Linked DNA regions of Homo sapiens: regions 1 and 3 are each linked to region 2. Evidence: chromatin loops called from intact Hi-C (ENCODE). Cell type or tissue: heart right ventricle. All regions are shown on one strand.

Region 1 (8,000 bases), 150 kb after region 2:
TTCTTTCCTTGTTTGCCCTGCAGATTCGCAAGGGGCCCCTATGCTGTGGGTCCAAGCCCTCCTGTCCTGCCTCTGACTGTCTTGTGTGGTCTGGCCCCACAGGACTTGTCTTACAAGGACCGGCACTGGCATGAAGCCTGTTTCCACTGCTCGCAGTGCAGAAACTCACTGGTGGACAAGCCCTTTGCTGCCAAGGAGGACCAGCTGCTCTGTACAGACTGCTATTCCAACGAGTACTCATCCAAGTGCCAGGAATGCAAGAAGACCATCATGCCAGGTCAGGAGGCACTCCTTTCTCATGCGTGAGCCAGTCTAGCTTCAAGCCTTGTGCACGTTCCTCTGACCCCCTGTTCACATTGACTTGGTTCCAGACACTCGTGTTGACTTTCCAGTTTGACCTTGAACTGCAGAGGAGTATTTAGAGTACTTACGAAGCAGGGACATACAGGTTCTATCATGGGCAGTAACGGGATCTTTTTGCTGTGCACGTGGGGCAGTGTTATGCAGTCAAATTGTTAGAGTAAGAAAATGGTGGGTATCCCCCTTAAAAATACATCTCCTGCATCAGCCCCCACTCTCCCACCACCATAGATAGTTTCTCTTTTCTTCCCTTCTACCTGCTGAATTTGTACTCATTCAGTTATTTCACCAAGTGTGCATGGTGCCCTTGCGTGCCAGGCACTGGGCTCGAGCTGAGCATTCGTAGGGTGTGAGCCGAGGTGCACCTGGTCCTCTGCCCTTGTAGAGTTGGTGTTCTAGACGGACAGTCAAAAAGGGCACAGCCGCAACTGGGCCAGGTGCCGAGGATGGCAATAAAGGTGCCTTGTGTGTTGATGGGACTGTGTCCCTCATGGTTTTTTTGTGTGTGTATGTGGGGGGAGTTATTTGTTTTGTTTTGTTTTTTATGTAGGAGAGCAGAATCTTTTATTTTAAAAAGCAAAGTGGACAAAAATATGTGGAATTTCAAAATACAGAAAGAAGCTGGGTGCGGTGGCTTATACCTGTAATTCCAGTACTTTGGGAGGCTGAGGTGGGTGGATCACTTGAGGTCAGGAGTTTGAAATCGGCCTGGCCAATGTGGTTCAGTGGTGCAATCTTGACTCACTGCAACCTCTGCCTCCCAGGTTCAAGAGATTCTTCTGCCTTAGCCTCCTAAGTAGCTGAGACTACAGGCGTGCACCACCACACCTGGCTAATTTTTGTATTTTTAGTAGAGATGGGGTTTCATCATGTTGGTTTGCTTTGTTTTTGATAATAAAGAAATACTGAAGAGACTGACATATGGGAAATAGTTTAGAAATATATGTAGGATGCCAGGTGTGGTGGCTCACCCCTGTAATCCCAGCACTTTGCAAGGCTAAGGAGGGCGGATCACGAGGTCAGGAGTTTGAGACCAGCCAGGCTAACATGGTAAAACGCTGTCTCTACTAAAAATACAAAAAATTAGCCGGGCATAGTGGCGGGCGTCTGTAGTCCCAGCTACTCGGGAGGCTGAGGCAGGAGAATGGCCTGAACCCAGGAGATGGAGCTTGCAGTGAGCTGAGATCACGCCACTGCACTCCAGCCTGGGTGACAGAGTGAGACTCCGTCTCAAAAAAAAAAGAAAGTTATGTAGGATAAGGAATAATCATTTTTTAAAAAGGCAAGGAGGTAATCTGACCTTTGGTAAGATGGTTTCTTACTGCCACTACATTTCTCTGGTTAATATAACTTTAAAACAACTGTGACACACTATGACAGGGAAGAAAAATGCCCAGGCTGACACAGTCCCAGCCCTGTTGGCAGCTGTAAGGGAAAACAGCTGGAAGGGCTGCATGGTGACTTTAGATGGGGCAGCTCCAGGCAAGAAGGCCTCTTCTAAGATCATGTGGATCCTGCAGAGGCTGGAAACTCGGGCCCCAGTGCTGTGCGACAGTGCAAATGAGAATTGAAGCCCGTAGAAAGCCAGGCTGACCTGTGTCCTGCCCCACAGGGAGTCACTGCAGAGACACAACACTCAGTAACAATAAGAACCACGACATTAATTGAAAAACAAATTAAACCCTTACTAGTTTCCTGAACAAGGGCCCAAGGAAGCTTCCACTGGGGACTCTAGGGGCTGTTTAAAGACTTTAACTGTTAGCACCAACCATGACATAAAAAGTATGCATATTTCCCGGATTTTGAATTTTTCACCTGTCTTGACTTTCTGTGTTAGTCACGTTCTCCAGAGAAACAGAATCAATCAAGGAAATGTATACACATAGATACATACATAAGGAGAGAGAGAGAGAGAGAGAGAGAGAGAGATTTCAAGGGATTGGCTCATGAGATTGTGGAGGCGGTAAGTCTGGAATCTATAGAACAGGGCAGCAGGCTGGAGGCTCAGGGAAGAGATGATACTGCAGTTCCAAATGGGAGCATTTGAATTCCGTAGGGCGGCAGGCTGGAAACTCAGGCAGGGTGTGTCTATTGCAGTCTTGAGAAGAATTAGTTGCCCTTAGGGAAACCTTAGTCTTTGCCCCTAAGGCCCACTACCGATTAGATGAAGCCCGGCCCTGATACGTGGGTAACGTGCTGCACTCGAAGCTTGCTGACTTAGATGTTAGTCACATCTAAAAAACACCTTCACGGCAACAAGTAAACCTGTTTTTTGACCAAACAACTGGGTACCAGAGCCCAGCCACGCTGACACATAAAATTAACCATCACACCTTCCCTTTCTCATGGTGTTTACTGGGGAGGGAAAGAAAAGAAAAACATGATCAGATAAGAAGTAAAAACCTAATGTTCAGTGAGAGGTAACCCATACTGAATATCTGAGAATTAACTGGCCGGCAGCCTCTTCTACTAAGGAATGGGGGAAGCAAGAATTCAGGCTCTGTGGTAAGAAATGCTGTGTAGTAATAATAACAACACAGCTACAGCTTCCAGCCCCTGAGCACACACACAGGCGTCAGACCCTGCTGCTTTACAGAATCCCATTGAATCTTCGGTGTTCCCTGGGTTGGATGGCTTCATCCCCATTTTACAGGTGCCTCTGCCAGAAGAAACGGACTGGGCACCAAAGGCAGGGCGTCTAGAAGAATCCCGGTGTATGCAAAACAAACCAGCACCGACAAAACACTGAATCAAAGCACTTGCTTGCCTGGGTTTGATTTTTAAAAGTGTTAGAACCCATTCAAGATGAATATGGGTTTACAGCGTCAGTGCACAGCTTTTGCGGTGAATTTACATTTAGAGGACAAGTGAAAAACTCACCCACCAGCTCCACACCCCCCACACAAGTCAGTTTCCTGATGACCAATCAGGAAACTGGAATACCATCAGTAACCCCAGTGCTGGGGTTTACCGGCTCTCGCGCCCCTATTAGCAGACGTTGCTTACAGATGCACCACAGCCTCTGAGCAGACTCAAGTAGCGATTCTGTCTCCAACCCTGCAACCAAATTTCTGGCTCCTCATTTGACTTTTTTTTTTTTTGAGCCAGGATCTCGCTCTTTCGCTCAGGCGGGAGAGTAGTGGTACGATCACTGCTCACTGCAGCCTTGACCTCTCGGGCTCAAATGATCCTCCCACCTCAGCCTCCTACGTGTCTAGGACCTCAGGCACACACCACCACACCCGCCTAATTTTTTTTTTGGGGGGGTAGAGACAGGGACTCTCTATGTTGCCCAGGCTGGTCGCCAACTCCTGGGCTCAAGAGATCTCCCGCCTTAGCCTCCCAAAGTGCTGGGATTACAAGGCTGAGGCACCGCAGCCAGCCTCATTTGACTATTTGAATCAGATTAAGACATCCCTTCTTCAAGACTGCGCTTCCGCCTGCGGGAGACTTGGTTCAGAGTGTGCGATTCAGTTAGGAGAAGGAACGCTCCTGCCACCTGCCGGTATTGCTGCATATGACCATGCAGGCTTGCGGCCACTGCTGTCGCCATGCCTGAGGTGCACGCGCCATGTCCCTGAGGCTCCAGGTGCCCTGTGCATTCCCTGCACGTAGAGTTGCCCTCGAACTGGTGTTGATCTGATCAGACTTATTTCAGAACTCGACAAGAATGCCATGAGAGTCATAATTGCCCCATATTCATTGGCAAAATCCTTTGGCTTCTGGGCTGCTTGATCAGAATGAATGTCAGAGATCCAAAGAGCAAGTGACAAAAGTATGCATGGAGGTTGAAGAAAATCTTTGTGAATTCAAAGTCCTTCCACTATTTTTACTTGAATTTCAATTGCTTCATGTAATGTTTGTTTTAGGATTCATCACCCCACAATTGAATTCCATAGATTGTACAGCTTAGTTTTGAATTAAAAGATCGCTGCGTGTCACCATCCCAAATTCCCTCTCACACATTGCCCCCCAACACACACCCTGCTTATTTTATATAATCTCAAATGTCTGGTCTTGGAAGTACAGGAAGCTGAGAAAATGATCCTAAATAACAATCGTGATAATTCTCAGCACATTCCTAATTACTGGAGGACAGACATTTCATGACCAACTTTCTAGCCAGCTAAAATACAACCCCTAGCTTTGTCCTTGGGACCATAAGATTTTGGGGCTGAGAGCTATGGACTAGTCTATAGACTCCTATAAGCCACCTGTGTTACTGCAGCTGCTTCCACCTGGTCTGGAGCGGGGCAGTCCCTCTGTCGGCTTGATTCCCCATCATTCCCTGACCCCCAGTTGAAGTCACATGTATGTGACCCTCATGCCACAGTCCCCAGGGATTGGCAACATTTTTCCTTCAAAAATCAGATAAATATTTGGGGCTTTGTGGACCATACAGTCTCTGTCACAACTACTCAACTATTACAACTACACAACAACTGCACAACTGCACACAGCTGCACACTACTCGGCCGTCTAGCTTAAAAGCGGATGTAAACAATGGAAGTAAATTAATGGGCGTGGCTGTGTTCCAATAAAACTTCATTTGAAAAGCAGGCAGCAGTCTGGATTTGGTCTTACACAGTGGCCAGGCCCCTCAGCTAGTCCGGGCACTTACAACACTTTCCTCTTTCTTTGTCCCTGATACTTATTTCCCCAGATTGTTCTTTACCTTTGCTTTATATGAAGGGTACTTGTTTATACGCCTATCTGGAATCATCCGTTACTATAAATAGATACACTTCTTTCTGGCAAACAAAAATGAAAAAATGTCAGTCAACAGACACCGAGCACTTGCAGTGAGTCCAGCTTGGTGGTGGCAGGGGTGACCCATAAGTGTTTCAGTTCTCTAGAGCTCCTCAGTTCACTTGGAGAAATGGTAGAAATGTATCAAATGCTAATAGTTATTCAAAAGACAATGGATGGCGTAGGTTTAGGCAATTACTAAATGGGATGTACAAGTAACACATGAAGATTTCAGCCAGGCATGGTGGTGTGCACCTGTAGTTCCAGCTACTCAGGTTGAGGCAGGAGTTTCCCTGGAGCCCAGATGTTCAAGGCTGCAGTGAGCCAGGATCGCACCACTGCACTCCAGCCTGGGTGACAGAGTGAGACCCTGTCTCGAAAACAAAAAAAAACTACATGTAGGTTTTAATTATAGCACTTAGTACAGTGCATAAAACTACCTAGATACATCACAACTTGGTTCAACAGGCAGTATGTAAAGTGAGTGTTGTAGAGGCTGCTCACTGAATCAGGTTCGAGGTTCCAGGTTCATTCACACTCTAGCCATTTCCATCCTGCTGTGAACCAGACGGGGTGTTCATTATCAGGTGTGCAATAGGTGAATACAGTCCCTAGACTCCAAAAGTCATGCTCCATGGGAATTCATCGGAGCTATGCCACACTTCTCTTTATACTTTGCATTGCTGAGAGAGACTTAACTTTTTTTAGATTTAACATTCCTAACCACGGTATTCAATAAATAAATGTTAAGTGCCTAAAATGTACACGTGTTGTTCTAGGAGCTGGGTGTACAGTAGTGAACCAAAAGACAAAGTCCACGCCCTGCACAAAATAGGAATTACCTCCATGTAGAGGCGAGCCTTCAAGAGCTGAAGTGGCTTGCTCTGGTCATAAAACTAGAGGGCAGCAAGCTCTGAAGGCAGATTGCTGGGACTCCACACCCCTCTAACCATAACTCTGCTGTGTTCCTCTTGACCCTGATGACAGGTACCCGCAAGATGGAGTACAAGGGCAGCAGCTGGCATGAGACCTGCTTCATCTGCCACCGCTGCCAGCAGCCAATTGGAACCAAGAGTTTCATCCCCAAAGACAATCAGAATTTCTGTGTGCCCTGCTATGAGAAACAACATGCCATGCAGTGCGTTCAGTGCAAAAAGGTATCTCAGATGCCCCCTTGGCCCTTGCACGTTCTGGCTGGTTTGCCTCCATGGTCCATGTCTGTCAGTTCTCTTTCCAAAACCAAGGATACCTGTGATACTTAAGTGGCGTGGGAGCTGTGCCTGTCCTGCCTTACATTCTGAGCATTTATCCATCGGGTCTGGGTGTCCATCCTTCTTTCAAAGACATCAACATTGTTGAGCTCTGTGATCAAATCGTTTAACCCTGCCTTCTTCTAGACCATTTCTAAATATGTTCTTATGTTGATAACCTGAGGTTAGAGGGAAGGGGAGCCACCATCCCAAAGCTGTCTTGTTCAGCTTCTCTCCATGAATAAAACAAGAAAACAACTGCAAACTTGAGAGGGAGAGAAAGATGGAAGGAAGAGGGAGGAGAGGAAGGGAGGAGAGAGAGACGGATGTGAGAAGAAAAGTAAAGGAGAAAAGTCTGCCTCCATGGATATGGGACAGATCATTTATTAAATGTATCTACTCTGGCCGGGCATGGAGGCTCATGCCTGTAATCCCAGCACTGTGGGAGGCCAAGGCTGGTGGATCACCTGTGGGAGGCCAAGGCTGGTGGATTACCTTAGGTCAGGAGTTCAAGACCAGCCTGGGCAACATGATGAAACTCCATCTCTACTAAAAATACACAACTTAGCTGGGTGTGGTGGCACACGCCTGTAGTCCCAGCTACTCAGGAGACTGAGGCAGGAGAATCACTTGAACCCGGGAGGTGGAGGTTGCAGTGAGCCAAGATCCCACCACTGCACTCCAGCCTGGGCGACTGAGCGAGACTCCATCTCAAAAAATTAAAAAAATAAATAAATAAACTTATCTACTCGATAATGTGCTATTCCAGTCATGGCTCTGTTAGGGTTAAAGAAAGAAAGGGAACTGCATATCTGTAGGAAGCCATCTCTCTGCCCAGTTGCCCCCCGACCTGCACCCTTCAGGGTGTAGCTTAGTTTTCTGCTGTGCCCTCTGACTCTTAGACACACGCAATTCTTATTATGCTATAGCTTCCAGCGTCTCTGTCCTGTTAGGATTTGCATCAGCCTGTTGAGTGGCACCCTCCCACTGCTCACTCGCCCTGGGCAGCGCCAGCTGTGGAACTCATCACAGGTTCTGTTCGCTCTCCTCCTGTTATTGACTCTGCTCACCCAGCTTCTGCTGTTTTGCCCTTGGGGCCTCTACCCTTGCGTCTGGGCCATGGAGAAACATCCCCAATGCTGCTACCTGTACCTGGCTGGCCTGGGCAAGAATATCCCCACCTTGCCCACACCTTTTCTAAGTGCTGAGTATTCTTACCAATTTCCATTCAGTCTTTCTCTCATTTCCTTTTTTTTTTTCTTTTTTTGAGACAGAATCTCACACTGTCGCCCAGGCTGGAGTGCAGTGGCTCGATCTTGGCTCACTGCAACCTCCGCCTCTTGGGTTCGAGCAATTTCTCCTGCCTCAGCCTCCCAAGTAGCTGAGATTACAGGCGTGCGTCACCATGCCCAGCCGGTTTTTTTTGTATTTTTAGTACAGACGGGGTTTCAACATGTTGGCCAGGCTGATCTCGGAACTCCTGACCTCAGGTGATCGACCTGCCTCCACCTCCCAAAGTGCTGGGATTACAGGCGTGAGCCACCATGCCTGGCCCCATTTGTTCTTTACTGTTATTTTAAATTTTATTTCTCTTTATTTCCTCTCCTTTTATGCTTCTGTTTTTTTCTTTTTTTGAGACAG
Region 2 (8,000 bases):
GGACAACTGGACGGTGAGCAAGGCAGGGAGGAGCTTTACTAAGTGACAGAACAGCTCTCAAGAGACCCAAAGTAGGTAGCTCCTTTCCACAAGCAGGTCGTCCCAGTGAGCGTCTGAGTCTGACTGAATCTGGGTTTTTTTATGGGCTTGTAATGAGGAAGTGCATGCTGATTGGTCCATGTGCAGACATGGGTGGACATGGAAAAAGCACCATTGGATTGTCCGAAAGGCATCAATGAAGTTCTCACTCCAGGTTGTGGGCTCCACCCAGAACTGGCAATAAGGCCCCCAGGCTTCAGGCTGTTCCTGACTTGAAGGTGGGGCGAGGTCCCACTCCTTGCCCAGGAACCTGTCTGCCTCCCACCACCATCAACATGCTGTTAGCGGTACCCATGCTGTCCGTGCTGAGGGGTACCCACAGGCCTGCGACAAGCCACCCTCAGCCCTCCCCACCTCCCTGAGCTCGTTGGCCCCCAAAGTTTAGAGGGGGCCAAAGTGGTGGAAGAGCTGGCATGTCAGTGCCACCCTAAGCACGCACACATGCAGCTTGGGTTGCGACAGCCCCTGGGCTCAGCTATAACTTTGCTCCACACTGGAGTGGGCACCAGGAGTGGGGAGAGGCTGGGGAGTGGGAGCAGGCACCTCTGAGCCTGTAGGGGCAGGGATCTTTCCAGGCTCCTGAGAGCACAGAGATGCCCAGGTCCAGAGCTGCAGCTGGGTGGCTGCAGTTCTGCCTGGGAGCATGGGCTCCTGACCAGCCAACTTGGTAGGATGCGGGGCTCCCTCTGGGATCACCTGTTCCCAGCCCCCACCAACTCCCCAGAGCATGCAGCCCCAGTCACACCTCTCCTGCTGCAGCTGGCCTGCCCGCAGCAGCCACTCCAGATGGGCTGCCACTGCCATCACTATGATTATCCTGGAAAAACTGGAATGCATGATCACCCTACCTGTAGTTACAAATTTTAGGAATTATAGCAAAATTTCACTTTAAGAAATAAAAACAGTAAATTAAATTCACTTTAAGGCCTACTTCTGTTAATTACTTACAAATAATTATTGAGGAAAAAAACTAATGATTTCTCTTTCTCTTTACATGGAGTATGTATAGAAAAATATTTGGGCTGGGCGTGGTGGCTCACGCCTGTAATCCCAGCACTTTGGGAGGCCGAGGCAGGTGGATCACGAGGTCAGGAGATCGAGACCATCCTGGCTAACACGGTGAAACCCCGTCTCCGCAAAAAATACAAAAAATTAGCCGGGCGTGGTGGCGGGCGCTTGTAGTCCCAGCTACTCAGGGAGTCTGAGGCAGGAGAATGGCGTGAACCCGGGAGGCGGAGCTTGCAGTGAGCGGAGATTGTGCCACTGCACTCCAGCCTGGGCGACAGATCGAGACTCTGTCTCCAAAAAAGAAAGAAAAATATTTGGAAAAAATCACTCTACATTGTCATTTGAAGATTTTATACAATGATAAAATAAACAATTTTAAAAGAAATTTGAAAAGTTCGTAAAATAAAATTTAGAGTCTAGATAGGTGAAATGAGCAAAAACATGTTTCATAGGCTAAGGGAAAATTATAAGCAGGCACTGCAAAGATTCCAAAACTGAATATTTATCAGGCAGTAAGCTCTTAATGCTTGAATTGATTCCAGTACTCTGGAATTACAAATTTACCCCTAGTGTCAGAGTATTTAGTAATAAAATTTCACATTGTTGTTTTGTTGGGAGAAAAATATTACACTGTTTATCTACTTTATTTTTTAAAATTTTTTAATTTTTTTTTTTTGAGACGGAGTCTTGCTCTGTCTCCCAGGCCGGAGTGCAGTGGCGCCATCTCAGCTTACTGCAACCTCCGCCTCCCAGGTTCCAGCGATTCTCCTGCCTCGGCCTCCCGAGTAGCTGGAACTACAGGCATGTGCCACCACGCCTGACTAATTTTTGTCATTTTAGTAGAGACAGGGTTTCACCATATTGGCCAGGCTGATCTTGAACTCCTGACCTCTTGATCCACCTGCCTCAGCGTCCCAAAATGCTGGGATTACAGGCATGAGCCACCGCATCCGGCCATCTACTTTATTTTAAAAAATGTTTCAAATAAATATGTCCTCAACAATGTTAATGAAACTCTCTATATTAATAAGGTTTATGGGAAAGGGTTCTAGGTAAAGAAAGGTCAGTAGTAAAGTAAACAACACACAACTTATATGTTCCAGATCTGTTATTTGTTCAACTCTGGCATGTGGCAAACAACTTTGATTATAGAATTTTAGGAGTTGATTTTGTTTCTCAAATTGGGGCCTTCGTACCACCTGGATCAAGGTCATCTGTGGGTTTTATTTTAAAAATGAAGACATGCAGGCGCATCTTGGATCCTTCTGTGATCTGCCCTCCAGCTGATTATTATTCCTACTGAAGTTTGGGCTCTGCTGTGATACTAGTGATGAATGAAGCACCAAGATTTGGAATGAACTCAGTAGGGGTGAGCTGGAGCCACAGTGAAGAAAGATGTAGAATCTTGTCTGGGCAACAGTGCTTAGACCATCACATAGTTCTCTTGTCTCCCTTCAACTCTCCTCTTTTTTTTTTTTTTAGACAGGGTCTCATTTTCTCTGCCCAGATTGGAGTGCAGTGGTGCGATCTTGGCTCACTACAACCTCCGCCTCCCAGGCTCAACTGAGTCTCCTGCCTCAGCCTCCCTAGTAGCTGGGATTACAGGTGCACACCACCACGCCTGGCTGATTTTTTTGTATTTTTGGTAGAGACGGGGTTTTGCCATGTTGGCCAGGCTGGTCTTGAACTCCTGATCTCAAACGATCCACCCGCCTCGGCCTCCCAAAGTGCTGGAATGATAGGCATGAGCCACTGTGCCCGGCCTCCCCTTAGTTTTTATTCTTTTGGCCTCTTCCTTGAGTTTGTCCCATGAGAGTTCCCTGCCAATTTGACCTGTTGACTTTCTGCTCTACTTTTACGGTCTGCTGCTGCATCTGGAGGCCACCTGTTTGCAGTGAAACCCATCTCTGCCTTGTAGCTTCAGGTTTCTGCAACCGGGTTTCTGGTCACCTTGACCCAGATTCCTGGCCAGCTTCCACAGCAGGCAGTAATGCCATACTGAGCAGAAATTTAAACACTGTGTGTTGCAAGCTAAAAAAGTACAATCCATGAGGTCAGTTAGGCTTGACGAAAGTATTGTTTAACCCTGAGGTTATCGCTGTTATCTATTACAGAGAAAGTAAGCTAATTAATGCTCATAATGAGTGGTATTGTTTGAATGTGTCCCTAAATGTTTTCTTGGTTTTTCGTTTTGTTTTGTTTTGAGACAGAGTTTTGCTCTTGTTGCCCAGGCTGGAGTGCAATGGTGCAATCTCGGCTCACTGTAACCTCCACCTCCCAGGTTCACGAAATTCTCCTGCCTCAGCCTCCCGAGTAGCTGGGATTACAGGCATGCGTCACCACACCCGGCTAATTTTGTATTTTTAGTAGAGATGGGGTTCCTCCATATTGGTCAGGCTGATCTTGAACTCCTGACCTCAGGTGATCCACCCGCCTCGGCCTCCCAAAGTGCTGGGATTACAGGCGTAAGAGAAGGCGTAAGTCTTCTTCTTCTTCTTTTTTTTTTTTTTTTTTTTTTTTTGAGGCAGAGTCTTGTTCTCTGGAGACTGGAGAGCAGTGGCACAGTCTTGGCTCACTGCAGCCTCTGTCTCATGGGTTCAAGCAATTCTCCTGCCTCAGCCTCCTGAGTAGCTGGGACTACAGGCACCCAGCACCATGCCCAGCTAATTTTTTTTTTTTAATAGAGACAGGGTTTCACCACGTTGGCCAGGATGGTCTCAAACTCCTGACCTCAAGTGATCTGTCTGCCTCGGACTCCCAAAATGCTGGGATTACAGGCGTGAGTCACCGCGCTTGGCTGTGTCCCCTAAATTTTATGTGTTGGAAACTTAATCTCCGAATTCATATGTTGATGGAATTTGAAGATGGTATCTTTTAGCATTAAAGGGAAATATTAGTAGATAAGGTCATCAGGGTGCATCCCCATGAAGGGACTTGTGGCTTTATAGGAAGAGAAAGAGAGTCTTGTGCTGACATGCACGCTTGCCCTGTCTTGCCATGGGATGCCTCCCGCATGTCATGAGACAGCAGAAAGGCCCTCGCCAGATGCTGGTGCCATGCTCTCGGACCTTCCAACCTCCAGAACCATGAGCTAAAGAAACTTCTTTTCCTTATAAGCTACCCAGCCTGTGGTATTCTGGTATAGCAACAGAGAATGGACCAATACAGTCAGCACGCTGCATCATCAAGGAAAGATGTAATTGGGTTCATTATCTCTCACTTAATAAGGCAGTAAATTAGTAATTATTTTAGAAATATTCCCATAAACAATTTAAAATATATGTACATCAAGCTTTAGTTACCCAAGGAGGGAGAGGGGGAACACTCGCTCAAAATTCTCACCACATCATGATAATCAATGATAAATAAGGAATAACTGGAATAGCCACTATGCTTTGTTTGAAGAAAGAAGTTGTAATAATCTGTTTTTACACCAGATGGCAGAGTTGGTTTTCCTTTGGTTTTTTTTTTTTTTGTTTGTTTGTTTTTTTAAAGACTCCAAAATAGCTGCCTATTTTATATAACCAGCTTTTACTTGTTGGTTCCCATCAGGTCAATATAATTTGTTTAATACCTTTTCACATAAGGACATAGCACAATGAAAGGCTTACTTTACCCTAAGCCTTTTAGGGGGAAACAGAATAGCAGATGGTCTAGAGAGTATGATTCAGCTAGATTATACCTACTTTGCCAAAGGAATTATGCATTTAAATAATACCTGTGGTTGCCTTCAAACTAACACAAGTTTTCATAATTTTTATATACAATTATAAAACCTATTGGCTTATCATTCCAATAGTTTCTGAAACATCAACTATACTGCTTGCAAATGCATTTTTTGAAATTTATGTCTACTACTAACAATCATAAGAAATGAATTTGTATTCTTCTTATTGTGTGTGTTATCTTGTTTTCATTTTACTTTTTTCCCTACTAAACTTGAGGAGCAAAGCAAAAATACTAAGAGATTCTTTTTCAATAACTAGTGTAATAAACATTCAATATGCTAATTATCATAAGATAGACCTCTCTCGTTCTCACAACAAATAACTGTACAGAAGATGCAAATGTCCATGTACCTTATACTTCCACGCAAATTGCAGAATTTATCCCTAAATTTTAAAAGTGTAAGTATGGCTACATTTTGGAACCGTGGAATGTCTTAGTTCATATGTCCTACATTGCCCATTATACTATTTGTGAACTTGCCTTAGCATTAATCTCAAATATAAACTGCTTGGAACTTAGAGGTTAATGTTGCTCTCCTGGTCCCCCTGAGGTGCCCAGCTGTATTATGGCATAGATACCTGACACAGCTGTGGCAAGAATGAGTGCACAAATGGATAGGGTAAGAGAATAGGGGATATCGGTTTGTTGCATTATAGATTCCAGAAATACTTAAATTTCATCACACATACTTAACCGTTCTGTTCTTACTTATCCCATATCCTAGATGAGGCCATTTGAACCCAGAGGTCCATGCCTGGCACATGGTCAGAACTAAATATATGTTAATGCCCTTCTGGTCTCTTTTTTTCCTAAAGACTAGATGACTCTGTGACTAGAACCCTTGAGAACACTCAAAGTCAGAGGATATAAATAAGCATATAGTAATGTGTGTCTACATTACTAAAAAACAACTGAAAATCTAATCTCACCCAAACTGAAACCAATTTGGCTAAAACAAGTAAGAAATATCTTGAAGGGGCAGCGCTCCCTGCTAGTTGTTCCAGTGCAAGTTCTTGATTGTCAGTTAGAAATAAAAAATTTTAAGCTGGGTATGGTGCTCATACCTGTAATCCCAGTGCTTTGGGAGGCTGAGGTTGGAGGATTGCTTGAGGTCAGCCTGGGCAACATAGCAAGACCCCATCTCTTAAAAAAAATTTATTTTTAAGTCAGCCAGGTGTGATGGTGCATGCCAGCTCCTCAGAGGTCAAGGCAGAGGGTCACTTCAGCCCAGAAATTTGAGGCTACAGTGAGCTATGATCATGCCACTGTACTCTAGCTCTAGTAGAGCAAGACTCTGTCCCCCCAAGAATTTTTATTTAAAGACAAACTGAAGTTTAGTAATAGCCTATGGTTTGAGTGCATGATATCTTCCAGTAAGTGGCGGTGTGGGGTTTAGCATCCTTCTTTTCTGTGATATTTAAACTAATTTATTCTTTGTATTTAATAAATGTTGAGTAACTACTTTGTCCAGAAAGTTTTTTATAGATACGGAAGAAAGGGAACCTGCGGTCTGTGAAGGGCAAAAGGCTAAATTGGGCTTCCATTTGTGCTATTTTCATGTATTAATTTAATATTTACTGAGTATAATAATAGTAGTCAATCTTTATTAGCTTTTACTTACTGTGAGCCAAACATTATTCTAAGCACCTCATCTATATTAACTAATTTAATTTTTATAAAAACCTTAGGAACAAAATGCTACTTTTAGCTGATTGTGCAAATGAGGATCCTGAGCACAGAGTTGAAGGGCCTGCCCAGAGCCACCCAGGCAGCAGGTGGCTGAGACAGCCCTGCCTGCATGGAGTTCAGCACTTACAGATTCCCAGGCTTGCAGAGGTCCAATAAATACTGGTTAGGAGCTCCTAGCATACATGCAAACTGATCAATGATAGCGCTATGCAGTGGAGAATGAACACCATGCCAAGAGGGCCCAGATGAGGGAGCAAGTGTGTCTCCCCAGGGGATGAGGCAGACCTTCCCCAGAGAGGTCACACTTACACAAGGCGTTAGAGGAGAAGCATGGTCCCTGGAAGATGCAGCAGCACACGTGCACAGACACAAGTGTGGGCTGCCTGGGAGCTGTCAAGGGGGTCAAATAGCCTGTGTGCATTGATGGGTGTTGGGGGCTGAGCTGGAGCTGCGGCCCCCGGTGTGTGAAGGGTTCCCCTCCTGGCCTAGGCTAAGGGTTCGGCATTCATCTTGCAGAGCCAAGGATGAGTTTAGCAGGGAATTAACTCCACCTGACTTTGGTGTGGATGACAAAGTGCAGTGCGGTGGGAAATGAGCTAATGTGGAGGACATCTGGGTCTTTGGACTCCTGGGGAAGCAGATCAGGGAGGCCAGATGTAGGCCTGACTCTGTCCATCAGCTGAGTGGCCTTCGTGAGAGGTGACTTCCTTGGTTGTGACCTGGGGATTAACAAACCAAACTCCCAAGTTTGTTGGGAGGATTGGATGAGGACAGTGCTTGCTCAGCACCTCTTATAAAGGAAACGCTCATCAACATTGGAGCTGGTCCCAGCCATGGACCCTTCCTAGCCCTGCCCCACCCCGCCTGCAGACCATGGCAGTCAGGCAGTGATGATACCGAGACAGACATCACTGAACACCTAGGCTGAGCCCCTGGCCGGCCAGCACCCCGGGAAGCAGGTCCAATGCAGGTGCAAACATGTTTCCTGTGAGGACTATGGTCCAGAGAGGCCAGGCCACCTCACCAGGTCACACATGTGTCATCAGGGGGCTGGGGTTCAAACCCAGTTCTGTTTGGCTGATTCTAAATCCCCACTGGCCCTCTCTATGCAAGTACATATAATACCTCTTGAGAGCCCATCAGTGCAGAAGGGATTCTGACTCTCTTTTCCCTCACATGCCTGCTTGGGACACATGGGCATGGCAGGACAAGAGGACCCCATCTAGAGCCGAAACTGCAGCCTCTGGGTGCACTCTTGTTGGTAAGTGTTCTGGGCATGCTGCCTATGGAGCCATGGCCTCCAAGCCTTTAGATGTCACCAGCTGGAAGCGGCTAACAGCAAGTCCCCTGGGACGTTCTCAAACCCACAGGCATTCTGCAAAGGGCAAGGGGTCAGTATAGAAGGCAGCATGGCAAGGGCTGAAAACCTGGCTGGGAGCCCCAGGCACTGGTCCCACATGCTCCTGGTCCTCTGG
Region 3 (8,000 bases), 410 kb after region 2:
ACATAACACAAATATATATATGTATATAACATAAAATTTACCCTTTTATCCATTTTAAGCACAAGTTCAGTGGCATTAAGTACATTCACATTGTCACACTACCATCACCACCATCCATCTCCAGAAGTTTTCCATCTTCCTCAACTAAATTCAACCATTGTAATTCAACTAAACGTAACCATTCTACAATAACTCCCTACTCCCCTCTCCCCAGCCTCTGGCAATCACAATTCTACTTTCTGTCTCTATGGACTGTCCACTCTAGGTATTTCCTGTGAGTAGGATCACACAGTATTTGTCTTTCTGTGACTGGCCTGTCTCCCGCAGCACAGCATCCTCCAGGTCTGTCCACGCCGCAGCATGTGTCAGATCTCCTTCCCTTTAAAGGCTGGATGACATTCCATTGTGTGATACACCACGTCTTGCTTATCCACTCATCCCTCGATGCTCATTGGGTTGTTTTCACTTTTGGCTGTTGTGAATAATGCTGCTAAGAACACGGGTACAAATATCTGTTCAAATGGATGGGTTTTGAGCAGGATAGTGGTTGGAAAAACCCTTTAGAAAGAGCTCCCTGCTGGTGCAGAAGATGATGATGATGATGATAATACAACTAATACTGAATGTGTGCTAGGTGCTGCGCAAAGTACTTGACGTGCATCAACTCATTTAATCCTCACAACCGCCGCATCCTCACACCTACTTTTTTGAGGTTGATGTTGTTATTATCTCCATCTTACTTAGGAGCCAGTGGAACCTACCCAGGTTTGCAGACAGCAGAAGACGGAGCCAGGAACTGCATCTGGACAGTCAGCTTGCAGAGCCTCGGCACTCACACTGTACCACATGGCCTCTCCTGGCAGACTGGGAGGGGTGAGATAATGCATGGAGGCTGTTGCTGGGCCATGGGAATAATACAGGCAGGAGCTGACAAGAGCTGTGAACTGAGCTCAGGAAGCAATAAAGAATAGGCATGTGGCCAGAGACTTGAGATTCTTAGGGAGCGAGATGGACAAGCTCCCCGGAGTGACTGTGGGTATGAGGAAGGGGAGGGGTCTAGGATGACAGACAGCTTTTGAACTTGATCACCTAGGTGGAGAGTGGTGCCATTGACTAAGAGAACATGGGTAAATTGGCAGGTGTAGTGGAAGGGGAAAAGAATGATTCTATCCAGTACCTGCTGAATCTGAGATTCCACAGGACATTTGGATACAGGTGCCCAACTCATATGGTATGAATCAAATTCAACAGAAAGATCTTGTTGGAGACACAGATTGAGAAGTCATTAGCATAGGGGAGAGTTGGAATCTTGGAAGTAGATGAGCTTGTCCATGGATCATGTGTGTGGAACTGAAAAGAAGAGGTGGAAATTGAAACCCAGGAATGGGGAGTTGAAAAGCTGGGGCAGTGAGAACACACTAGGGCTTATAAATTTCAGAACTGACATGACAGCAGAGAGTGGGTGAGGCCCCACTGCATTGCCACACGTGCATTAACCTGCACTGTGCTCCCTTCTGGGGGAAAACCAATGGTTAGGGACTGGTTCAACAAAGAGGGGACAGCAGGCATTTGGTGGGAAGCATCAGAAGGGTAGAAGGATATGGAAGCCAAGGTGGGGGAAATATTTCTGGAAGGATGGTATCAAATGCCTCAAAGAGATCAAATTAAATGGGACCAAAACAGTGCCCACTGACTTCTGCAGGCAACATTGCTGGTGACCTTACAAAGGGACATTCTTTGGAAAGGGTAGGAGCAGGGGCCATCTTGCCCCGGACTGAGGCATAAAGGAGAGTGTGGGTGTACATGGAGTATAGACGTCAGGAGAAGTGTGCATCCGGGGACTAGGGGAACAGGCAGTAGTTCCTAAGGCCTGGCCTGCGGGAGGCCAATGGAAGATCTTGAGCTCATTCACAGTTAGAGAGACAAAAACCAGTGCAGAAAGGTGGTCAGGGGGACCAGGCCTGGGAGGTCAGAGGACAAGAGGAGGAGCTCAAGTTTACGAGCATTCCCCTTCAGTAGAGGAGGGCTGCCTCAGACCAGAGAGGAGAGTGGCTGGGCAGGCACTGCACAGGGCCATGGGGAAGCCACAGCCTTTGGAAAATGCAATCTCTCAAAGCTGATCTTGACACAGCGAGGCTGGGACACACACATCGGAAATGGCAAAGTCCTTTTGGGAAGTTATTTGGCAATGGATATAAAGTTAGTTTTGGAAATTTACCCAAAGGGTAAATGAAAGAAAAAGCATCCGTACAATTATGCTCCCGGCACATTATTTACAATATTATTTTTAAAAAGCACATGTGGCTAATGGCATGGAAACGAGTTAAGTAAATTATGGAACATATGCTCAATGGATGGAATATTATGAGGTCATTAAAGTTATAATTACGAAGCTTATAGCTACACAGAAACATGGTTATGATAGTAAATGGAAAATCCGTCCTAAAATTGTATGTATACTCTAATTGCAACTATGTGAAGTATGCTTTCCCATGAAAGTACATTACAAGAGAATCCCTAAACTGATACTAGCTGTTGGCTGGAGATAATGGTAAGATTATGGCTGACATTTTTTTTTTCTTTTTCTATTTGGAAAGCTTGTTTTGAATCCTAATGCTACAGTTCTCATTAAAACAACAAGAAGAAAAAGTAGCCTTATATCTTATTAGCTATTACCCTATTTAAAACAGAACATCACTGGATTTTTTCCTCTCTACCTGATAGTATCGAGGCCTAATAGAATGGATTTTATGTGGTGTGGCCATTCCATTCAAAGCTCCTCACCTCTGATGTTGAGATTGAGTGTCGATGGTAATGGGTGTCTCCTTCCCGCAGTCCAAAGTGTGCTTGGATGCTTCTAATAGAAAAGATGCTCGCTAAACCTTCAACAACATTCCCAGCCCAGGAGCCATGCCGGGATGGGTTGCGAATGGCAGGCAGGGCAGAGACAGCCGTCCTTGCCAGTCCTGTATCCAGCACACGGGTACGTAGCTTTCATTCTACTGGGGCATGTCCCTGGAGGAGCCCACTAGCAGCTTGTCATAGAACCCCTACCTTCCTCGCGCCCAAGTCTTAGGATAGACTGCAGTCCTAAGCCTCAGCCTCTTAATATTTTTCTTCTATTTTGAGTTAAATTATCTCTATTTTTATCTTTTTTGGGTACACTAACATTTAGAGAGTTTATGAATGGTTCAAAACATTGATACAAATAGGCATTTTGAAATGGCAACTCAAAGTCAAATGGTAGCCATTCTATGCTAGGGACAGAGCAACATGGGGTGGAAGAAGTGGATCCCAGCCTCCCATCTGCAAGAATTTCCCTTCATTAGAAGAAGCTGCTGTTGGCTGGGAGCAGTAGCTCATGCCTGTAATTCCAGCGCTTTGGGAGGCCAAGGCAGGTGGATCACTGGAGCTCAGGAGTTCGAGACCAGCCTGGGCAACATGGCGAAACCCCATCTCTACAAAAAATACAAATTAGCTGAAAGTAGTGGTGCATGTCTGTGGTCCCAGCTACTTGGGAGGCTGAGGTTGGAGGATCGCTTGGGAGCAGCAGCCGAGGTTACAGTGAGCTGTGATGGCAGCACTGAACTCCAGTCTGAGTGACAGAATGAGACCCCATCTCAAAGAAAGAAAGAAAGAAAGAAAAAAGCTGCTGCTGCTTTTTTCTAGTACCCTAGCTCTGGCTTCTAGTCTTCTCTAATAATTTACCTCTTTCATTGAAAGGAATCAATGCAATAGGCGAGATAATTATAGGCTCAATGTAAGCATAAGAAAAAATCAGAATTTAGAGATTCATCTGCAAAAGATGGATTAGAAAGGATAATTAATATGCCTGATGTTTTCAAGAGGCATTAAAATGCGCATGAATCACTAGATTAAATCCAGGAGTGGGGCAGGAATTGCATCCTCTTCCTCCTGGTCTCTGTGCGCCTAGTTGCTTATTCGGTTGTAAACTACTCCATCTTGTGGCTAAACTAGGGTACTAACAGAGATCAAGATGCTCTTATTTTCAACCAAAAATCACTGTATTTTCCCCTCTTAAAACTTATGCATAGGTTTTAAGAAATCCAAGCCATTTAAGAATTATGAACAAGCTTTAAAAAATTCCAAGCATATATAAATGAAGAAAGTAAACATTATCCATAATCTCGTTATCTAGACTTATCCACACAGACATATATTTTTAGGCAAATACAGGCACATAACATGCATACTGCTTTATATGAGAACTAGTTACAATTTGCCTTTTTTCACTTCAAATGAATCACTATGTTAACACAATTCAGGAATCAGGGCTGGTCAGTATTTGATAAAATTAACAGGTTGAACTTTTTAGTTGCTATTGTAAATGGAAAAATCAGGAAATCTATAACTTTGGACAGGAGAGTTTTATTTCTTATAAAGGGTTACAGACTATAAGGTGGGCATTCCGATATGCTGGGAGGTGTAGCCTCCAGCCAAAGCCATAAAGGCAGGCACTTGGAGGGAGGGAAGGAGAAGACAGGAATTTCAGCTTAACTGGTATACATATTCAACAGGATATGGGAGGAGCCATGAATATTCATGAAAGGGGGTCTTGCACATGTGTGATAAGCAAACATGCATGTTATATACATCCCAGGGTCTCCTTGGGGTGGAGACGTAACATTTAAATGCATTATAATTAGGCCCTATATGTCAAAAGGTGAAGCAGGGCGTCAACACACCCAAGTGGTCGGCCTCTGTAAACCAGCCAGAACCAGTCCATGGCCTGTGATCTCTTATCAGGAGAAAGTTACAGAAATCAGTCTCTTGTCCAATCAAAGCTGTAGTTATGGCTGGTGGAAAGGGGGTGAGTTAGTCAGTGTCTGGTGGTGGATGAGCTGCAACTAGTTCAACATTGCTTATGTCAAGGCCAATGCTGGTTTAGCTGCTAGAGAGAACAACCTCTGGCAGTTAGAACCTAGTTTATTCTTTAAATGTTGGGTGCATGACTTAACCCTTCCCTGCCATGGCCTTAGGTCTTGTTTATAATTTGGTACCATAATGAGTTTGTTCTGTCAGTCTTATGGTCTCTATTATAACATTAATGCCGGGCAGTTTTGTCTAAACTGCAAAAGGGAGAAGGTATTATATAATGAGACAGACCTCCCATCCCGTTATGGCCCAGAATTTTCTTTAAGGTTTCTCTGGGGCCCCCTTGGCCAAGAGGGAGTCCACTCAGCTTGCTGGGGGCTTAGGGTTTTATTTTTAGTCCTCACTCTACGTATTTTCATAGCAGTTAGGGTAACCACAGTCTCCTTGGGCCTGGGCCTCCTGATCTGTTAAAGCCAATGAGGGGCGGGCGTCAGAGATTGCACACCAGTGGACCCCAAATCCCCCCCGCAGACCTTCTGGCTTCCAAGGTGCCCAGGGTCTTACAATGCTCCCTGCATTTGTTGCCTGCCTGGGGAAGCATATGGCTTACAACAGTGGGATTAAATGATCCCTAAATTCCCCGCCACTTGAGACATTGAGTTGATGCTGTTCCTGTCCTGAGAACATTTAATAAACTAGAGAAGTGGTTCTCAAAGTGGGGTCCCTGGACCAGCAGGATCAGCATCAACTGTGAAGTAGTGAGAAATGCAGATTCTGAGGCCTTCTCTCGGGTGTCCTGAATGACCTGGGGGTGGGACCAGCCACACGTCTTGGGCCCTCCAGGTGATTGTGATGCACACATAACTTCCAGAACCACTGATGCAGAACATCAATGAGATCACCCCTTTCTTATACATGTATCTTTCACCCTCCCACTACTAATTTTCACAATCTTATCTCTACACAGATTAGGCTACTGCGATTCAACTGATCACAATACAATAAATCCAGAGTCGGGCTCCTTTCCTCCAGCTCCACTGCTAGCACCGAGGGCCAAGCCACTGCCATCTGTCACCTGACTCGCAGCAGCCACCGCCCTGGGCTCCCTGCTTCCATTCCCACCCCCTGCAGTCAGCTCCGCTCAGAAGGCTCCCATGGCTTCCCTCTCACCCCAGGAAACACTGCTGCCTTAAATAACGTCAGGGCCTTATAGGCTGCCCTTTGGCCTCTCTGACCTCATCTCCTACTACTCCCCTGTTCTCTCTGCTTGAGATGCATTTGCCTCTTCCTCATCCCACCACAGGGTCTTTGCATTAGCCGAGCTCCCTGCCGAGAGCCCTTGGATCCCATATGTGCACGTTGCTTGCCCTCTCGCTGCCTTCACACCTCTGCTCAAACACCACTGCGGTGTCGAGGCCCCGCGATCACTCTATTTAAGTTGCAACCTCTTCTATCTTGAGAACTCTTAATAAACTAGAGAAGTGGTTCTCAAAGTGGGGTCCCTGGACTAGCACCCCTCCACATTCCTCCTTCCCTCCTTCCTGGTGCTTCCTACAAGGGAGAACATCAGGTACTTGGCTCAGTTTAAGGTTTATTTCCCCAGCTGGAACTTGAAGAACATGAGGGCTGGGCTTTTGATCTGCTCCAGGGACATCCTCAGTGCCTAGCACAGGGCTGCGTGGGGGCAGTGATCAATAAGCGTTTGCTAGATGAATGAAAGAAACAGATGCTTATTAGGGGCATGTGCGCCCTGATGTGGGGGGCCCGTGACTGAGGGCAACCCCACTCCCATGCTTTTGCCAGCTTGCATCATGCTTCACCACCTGTGCGTGCTTGGACTGCCCAGGAGGGCCCTGGGAGACGCTCTCACAGCCCCTGCCCCGCCGAGGTTACCTCCAGGCCCGCAGGGCTCTTTCCCATCCAGTGAATCTCAGATTCTGAGTCCTCCCAGCACAGGGCTCCAGGCTGCCACACCCGGTTAACCCATCCATGGGCAAGGCCCAAGACTCGGCCAGTGAGAGGCTTCGTCATACATAGAGGAAAAGAAACATATTATTTGGTTTGTATCTGGAACATCTCCCAGGCACCTTGAGTTGTCACACCAGCCTGATCTCATCATTCTTTTTATCTGTTCTGAAACATAAAACCACCAGTCTCCGTTCTCTCTAGGATAAAAGTAACAACTCTTACTCTATAAACACCTGTAGCAGCTTCTATGGCTGCTGTGATGGATTACCACAGGCTTAGTGGCTGAAACCAGCACGATGTCTGATCTGATGACACCTGAGGTGCAGCCTCGCTGGGCTAATAGCAGGTGTGGGCAGGCTATGCTCCCTTCTGGAGGCTCCCAACACCTTCACAGGGAGGCTAGGAATCTATTTTGAGGTTAAATTAAAAATATAGAATATGAAGGAGACTCAGATCTAAGAGTTACTGTGTGCTTATTGAGCTCAGAAGTTAACCAAATAGCTTAAGATTATTCTAAAAGACTTGAGAGCTATTAATATAATGAAATGGGTCACAGCCACATACTAGGTGTGTTAGAAATGAGAAATACCAGGCTGGGCACAATGGCTCATGCCTGTAATCCCAGCACTTTGGGAGGCCGAGGCGGGCGGATCACTTGAGGTCAGGAGTTCGAGACCAGCCTGGCCAACATGGCGAAATGCAGTCTCAACTAAAAATACAAAAATTAGCCAGGCGTGATGGCGGGTGCCTGTAATCCCAGCTACTCAGGAGGCTGAGGCAGGAGAATCGCTTGAACCCAGGAGGCGGGGGTTGCAGTGAGCCAAGATTGTGCCACTGTGCTCCAGTCTGGGCAACAATGTGAGTGAGACACCGTCTCAAAAAAAAGAAAGAAAGAAAGAAAGAAAAGAAATGAGAAATACCCAACACTTCCTTCAGAGCCACTTTTGTCCTCTTGTCTTGTTATCCTTCCAGCTTCACAAGCATCGAGGCACACTCCCTGGACAACAGGACATTGTGGCTCTCCTAAGTGACCCAGGAGTGGTTCCATTCTGTCAGGGGAGCTGAGTTTGCAAGTTCAAGATCTGATTGGAGTTTGGGGTGGCTTATTAGAGGTCACCAAATTCTCCTGCTGCTTTCTCAACCCAAGAAACCCACAAAGGTTTCTACCGATAAGCAGGGCAGCCTCAGCAGTGGCG

What was found. Peaks named below come from ENCODE experiments on the same cell type or tissue, not always from the same donor. Only the 100,000 strongest peaks of a DNase experiment are listed, where the experiment ranks them.
Region 1: a loop joins it to region 2, with 5 times the contacts of the local background. A loop is called at or near these places in 106 of 110 quality-filtered maps.
Region 3: it touches region 2 in a loop (5-fold over the local background); 11 of 110 quality-filtered maps call a loop at or near these places.

What each region holds. Positions count from the first base shown.
Region 1 is chr2:105,365,836-105,373,835 of GRCh38, reverse strand. FHL2 (four and a half LIM domains 2) reads left to right here. Exons shown (of 7, transcript NM_001318895.3): 4 at 103-277; 5 at 6,097-6,266. It also overlaps a transcript of C2orf49 not described here. Among named protein-coding and RNA genes, the nearest start is that of FHL2, 29 kb to the left of the region's middle. RefSeq lists enhancers at 3,425-3,924, 3,925-4,426. In heart right ventricle, a CTCF peak has its summit at 3,860 (motif pointing left); DNase peaks (open chromatin) are centred at 165, 715, 3,205 and 3,855; H3K27ac peaks cover 6,341 bases.
Region 2 is chr2:105,517,935-105,525,934 of GRCh38, reverse strand. The region is part of intron 1 of LOC105375311 (a long non-coding RNA gene); the gene reads right to left. Among named protein-coding and RNA genes, the nearest start is that of LINC02946, 89 kb to the left of the region's middle. In heart right ventricle, CTCF peaks have their summits at 4,542 (motif pointing right) and 6,734; a DNase peak (open chromatin) is centred at 7,914; H3K27ac peaks cover 2,748 bases.
Region 3 is chr2:105,110,641-105,118,640 of GRCh38, reverse strand. No RefSeq gene overlaps it. Among named protein-coding and RNA genes, the nearest start is that of MRPS9-AS1, 12 kb to the right of the region's middle. In heart right ventricle, a CTCF peak has its summit at 3,988 (motif pointing left); no DNase peak of the experiment used is centred here.